Linked DNA regions of Homo sapiens: region 1 is linked to region 2. The links are chromatin contacts, found by POLR2A ChIA-PET in ENCODE. All regions are on one chromosome and are shown on one strand. Each heading gives the region's core, a stretch centred on a gene start or an enhancer-like site at or near the end of the contact. The rest is flanking DNA. Distances are from core to core; before and after follow the strand shown.

Region 1 (2,827 bases), core at 246-2,745, 160 kb before region 2:
TCTTATACTGAAGTACTCCATTATAAAGGTGTCAGGCGAGCTTGCTCTACCACATGAATCATGATAAAAAGGGTAAAAACTGCTAATAAGTACTAAATAGTCTTTGAAGCCTGTCTCTATTCTATGGAGGGTCTGACAAGCCACTCTGCACCATGGGGTGGGGGCGGGTGCAGACTCCCGTCATTCATTCCCAACAAAAAGGGTGGAAGGTTATGGGTACCGCTCTCGCCATAACCTGAACGCTGACCACAAACTCCATTACACTGCACGCCACAGACTACGTCCGGTCTTGGGTCATTTTTAGGCTTACTATCTGTTATGCCTCAGGCATTTCCTGATATTCTAGGAAGGTGAGTTAATTAAAACCACAATAAAAACACAGCAACTCAGAAAAAAATCTTGTCACTATTTCCATTTTTCACAACACAAATGAGATCATTTATTCAACTGCCTACTTGACATTGACATTTGGATGTGAAACAGTGTCGCAAACTTGTCTGCAATCAAAATCGTGATTTTCCCCAAAATTGCTCTTCCCAAAGTCATCTCCATTCCTGCAGATGGCAACTCCATCTCCCCAGCTGCTCTGGCCAAAAACCTTGGCATTATCCTTGGCTTCTCTCTTATTCTCATATCCACATTCTTGTAAGTAAATCCTGGCACCTCCATCTCCACCTTCCAAGTATGTCCAGAATTCAGCCATGGCTACTCCACTACTCCTACTGTGGACTGACTCACTCTCACGCTCCCCTGCCTTGCTGTTAACATACTCCTAACTAGTCTCCCTGCTTCCACCCTTGGCTGCCTACAGTCTATTCTTAAAATAGCAACCAAAGTGATCCTTTTAACATGAAAATCAGATCATGTCACTCTCTGTTCAAAACCTTCCAGTGGCATCCCGTCTTAGTCATTTTGGGAAAAGCTCCAGCCCCACTACAACCCGACCACCACCCAGACACCTCTCCAGCCTAACTTCTCATCATTCACATCATCAGGCTCCAGCCACACTGGCCTCCACAAGCCAGGCACAGTGGTCTCAGGGCCTTTGCATTTGCTGTTTCCTCTGCCTGCAGTGCTCTTCCCCTGGTCAACTTTCCTGCTAGGCCTCTCACCACTTCATAGCTCTGTTCATATGCCATCTTATCTGACAGCACTTCCCTGACCCCTGAAATAAAATCTACCCCATTCTTATTATTTTTTCTACCCTTTATCCTGTTAATCTTTTTTCCCCACATCACTTATTGCTATCTAAAAAATCAATCCATTTATTTGTTTGTTTATATTATGACTCTCCCACCCCTACCCCCAGTGGAATGTAAGCTCTAGGAGGGAAGGAGATTTTGACTATTTGCTCATTGCTGATTCCCTAGGACCTAGGCCATACAGTAAGCACACAAAATAGACACTCAATAGATATTTGCTGAATGAATAAATGGCTTTCAGAGACAGTTTTAAGTGACTAATATGCTTGAAATCTCTTCAAGACAGGGACTATCTCTTGATCATTTTAGCATAATAAGCCTGAGTAAGGGCTGGCTGCATTTCAGATGAGCTGCAGACTGGAGGTGGAAGGGTAGAAAGGAGCCCATAACAAACACACAGTTACCGTAGATAAAGTTCCTGATCTAGTTAGCTCTGGATACGTCAGTTGGGTGGGCATGCAAAGCAGGAGCCCGAGAGCACAGGCAGCAGCTCTGCCAACAGCTTCTCCTAGTTCTCAGGGTCTCCGACAGGGATGCACAGCTGGTGATGCCACGTGGGGCAGGAAAGCTCAATTCTTGTTACATCCCTGCCCTTTCTTGCCCCAGGCTTACATCACCATTCGAGAAGACTTCCTTTCTGCTATGGGAATATTTATGAACATCAAGTTTTCTACTCCTCGAGCCAAACTCAGCATCACCAAGGCCACATTATTATGGGGGCAAGTGGGTGGTCCCTGAATAGGACCTCAGCCACCAGCTCTGCTAGGCCCAGGATGCTATTCCCTCACAGTCCACTCCCTCCTTCTGATTCCCCACCATTTTATCTGGGTGTTTTGAATGCCGCAATGGTTGGCAAACCATGGTAACAAATCCCTTTCCAACTACATTCTACCCCACAATTATCTTTTAAAAGATTTAAACAATAAGAAAAATAGCATATATTTACCCACGTGGCTACTATTTGCAGTGATCTTTATTCTTTGTGAATAAAGATACCAGACAGAAATAATAAAAAAAAAAGATACCAGATAGAAATAGAGATCTTTATTCTTTGTGAATAAAGATCTCTATTTCTATCTGGTATCTTTTTTTTTTTGGAAGATATTTTCACTGGGTATAGAATTCTAGGTTTTTCTTTTCATACTTTATTGTTATTATTTTTCACTAAACATACAACCCTGCTCAGGGTGTACCTGTGTGACTTTGGCACACCTCTTTATCCTTTGATCTTCTAGTTGCTGACCTGAAGAAAAGTGAATAATGACGATGATACCACCTGCCCAACCCATTCATGAGGGATATTGGTCTGTAAAATTCTTTTTTTGTAATATCTTTGTCTGATTTTGGTATCAGGATAATGCTGGTTTTACAGTGAGTTGGAAAGTACCCCGTCCTCTTTAATTTTGGGGAAAAATTTGTATAGAATTATTTCTTTTTTTTTTTTTTCTTGAGATGGAGTCTCACTCTGTCGCCCAGGCTGGAGTGCAGTGGTGCGATCTCGACTCACTGCAAGCTCCACCTCCTGGGTTCACGCCATTCTCCTGCCTCAGCCTCCCGAGTAGCTGGGACTACAGGCGCCTGCCACCACGCCTGGCTAATTTTTTGTGTTTTTAGTAGAGACGGGG
Region 2 (2,866 bases), core at 324-2,823:
TGCCACACTCTAGGGATGGGAAGATTACATATGGATGTGAGTACTAGGTCTACTATACCAGTCTCTACTGTCACTCAGTTTACAGGGAAGATAGCCATAAAATATAATTACTATGAAGTGTGATTCCGGCTATAAGAAGGGAAGAACTTAGGTAATGTCTCCCTCACTCAGTGTAATGAGGGATATTTAAGCAAGAACTTTGAGGAACTGCTCAAATAAATTGTGGGGTAAGTGTACATGGGAGTTGGGGGTAAGTGGGAAGTAGTGGGAGTGTATGATGCACAGAGGGTTCCAGGAAGAGGAGTTCTCAACTCATAAAATGTTAGAGCAATGGCCAGGCACAGTGGCTCACGCCTGTAATCCCAGCATTTTGGGAGGCCAAGGCAGGCAGATTGCTTGAGCTCATGAGTTCTAGACCAGCCTGGGGAATGTGGTGAAATCCCCATCTCTACAAAAAAATACAAAAATTAGCCAGGCATGTTAGTGCACACCTGTAGTCCCAGCTACTTTGGAGGCTGAGGTGGCAGGATGGCTTGAATCCAGGAGGCAGAGGTTGCAGTAAGCCGAGATTGTGCCACTGCACTCCGGGCTGGGTTATAGAGCCAGACTTTGTCTCAGAAACAAACAAACAAGCAAACAAACAAAAAACTGTTAGAGCAAAGGAGACGTAGTGATTATCTAGTCTCCTGGTTCTCAGTCTGGACACAACTCAGAATCACCTGAAGAGCTTTATAAACCACTCATGAGCAGGTCCACCCTAGAGACTATGAAGAATTGGTCTCAGGTGGGTCCAGACACTGGCATTTCTTACAGCTCTCCAGATGATTTTAATGTGTGGTCATGGTGGAGAACTACTGTTCTGGTCTAAATTATTTGATTTTATATGTAAGGAATTTGAAGTTCAGAAAGGAAACAGGCTGGGCGCTGTGGCTCATGCCTGTAATCCTAGCACTTTGGGAGGCTGAGACAGGCAGATCACTTGAGGTAAGGAGTTCAAAACCAGCCTGGCCAATATGGTGAAACCCCGTCTTTACTAAAAATACAAAAAAATTAGCTGGGCATGGTGGTGGGTGTCTGTAATCCCACTACTTGGGAGGCTGAGGCAGGAGATTCGCTTGAACCTGGGAGGCAGAGGTTGCAGTGAAGCTGAGATCGTTCCACTGCACTCTAGCCTGGACGGCAGAGTGAGACTCCATCTCAAAAAAAAAAAAAAAAAAAAAAAGAAAGAAAGAAAAGAAAGGAAACAGATTTGCCCAGGGATACGCAGCTCCTATTTGACAAAACCAGGGTGGGGATGTCACTGAGCTGGGAGGTATAGGAGATCTGCTCCTGCTACCAGCAGGTTTCTGTCCCTTTCTCTCTCTAGGACTCAATGTCTCTATCTGTAAAAGGATATGAGACAGACAGTCTCAGAGCCCCTTCTAATACTGGCAATTCTCTGATTCTATTTGGTTAAGTACCAGCTCCATACTAGCAGCTGACCTGAAACTGGCACCCAGCTGTCTCCACTCTGGGATGTGTCACTGGAAACCTAGAGTCAGTAATGTTGGGGACCATGGCCAAGGCCCTTCTTTGAGTGAGGCTGCCTGATAGATTTGATGTTCCTGAACATGCCCTTTTACTAAAGATAATTTTGTCTACTGAAGCATGTGAGAAGTTCACCCAGCAGGAATCTGCTCTGGCTGGGTTTAATCTATGATGTGCTTATTAGGATTAGGGTTTTAATTAAAATTGACATTTCAAAGACTACCTATGAAGAGGCCCTGTTTTAATGAAAAGCAATTCATAATGGCAAAGGTAATCTTCTCATGTGACTAGGCAGGTGACTGTGGAATTCAATTCTCTTCTCCCCTGGCTACATTCACCCATTACCTGCTGGTGTTCGTGGACCCTTCTGTGCCGAATCATCAGCAAGGCAGGGGACAGTGCCGTGGGGGCAGAGACAGTATTATTCTGGCCTCCTGGGGACCAGAACTCCCCTCCAGCTCTGGACAAATGTGTTGAGTTTCCTCACATGTAGAATAAACTGCTCTATTACCTACTTAAAAAAAAACAAAACTTGCCGAGCACTTATTCTGACTTATAACTCTTAGTCTTTCTCCTTGTGGGATTCACACAACTGGGGGTGGGGCGGGTGGCATGGAGCAGAGGCAAGAAAATCAATGTCCAGCAGGCCCTATCTCAGTGCCTGGCACATAGGAAACTCTTTTGATATTTATTGTATCCAGACGCTGTGGGAGCCCAGAGGAGGTAGCTTGAAATCACATAGGGATGGGGGAGGTAGATAAGCCATGCCTCCCAAAAGTACAGTCATTAATTAATTCTCCACATATTTATTGAGCACTGATTATATGTCAGGAGATGGGGATAGAGGGGTGAACAAGGCATTGATAGTGACCTCGTCTTTACAGAGCCTACCTTCTCATGGGAATAATACTTATAGTAATGGTAATTGTAGTAACAATGGCTTCTATTTAAAAAGCACTTCCTCACTAACAACCTTATCATATAGGTACTTTTAATATTTTCCCCTTTTACAGATGAGGAACTGGAAGCTCATGGAAGAGTTAAGGACCTTGCCCAAAGCTGCCCAGCTAGGAGACGACAGAGCTGGGGATACCCGCCCTGCACTGGGTGAATCAGAGCCTGAACCATGAACCACTTTACTATTCTGGTTTAGGACTGCAGTCACGCATAAGTGGTGGAGGGGTTAACCCATTGTGAGAACAAATATGTGTAAGTGTGTACCCGGGCATGTGCATGTGTGTGTGAGAGATGGTGAGAGAGGGAGAGAAAGTGCACTGAACAGCCACAGTGCTGTTCCTAACCAAGTCCTCCATACAGCCCAAGAACATGCCCTCTCCTC

What was found. ChIA-PET counts read pairs that join two places held with the same protein, here RNA polymerase II (POLR2A).
Region 1: POLR2A ChIA-PET joins it to region 2 with 12 read pairs in activated CD4-positive, alpha-beta T cell. The contact joins two enhancer-like sites. POLR2A ChIA-PET finds 5 or more read pairs at or near these places in 2 of 52 experiments (WTC11 and activated CD4-positive, alpha-beta T cell).

The regions. Positions count from the first base shown.
Region 1 is chr5:154,307,444-154,310,270 of GRCh38, reverse strand. The region is part of intron 3 of GALNT10 (polypeptide N-acetylgalactosaminyltransferase 10); the gene reads right to left. Among named protein-coding and RNA genes, the nearest start is that of MIR1294, 38 kb to the left of the region's middle. Within about 2 kb of position 1,495, at least 3 of the 41 ENCODE cell types and tissues checked have a DNase peak (open chromatin) inside an H3K27ac peak, as active enhancers do.
Region 2 is chr5:154,145,263-154,148,128 of GRCh38, reverse strand. No RefSeq gene overlaps it. Among named protein-coding and RNA genes, the nearest start is that of GALNT10, 44 kb to the left of the region's middle. Within about 2 kb of position 1,573, at least 2 of the 41 ENCODE cell types and tissues checked have a DNase peak (open chromatin) inside an H3K27ac peak, as active enhancers do.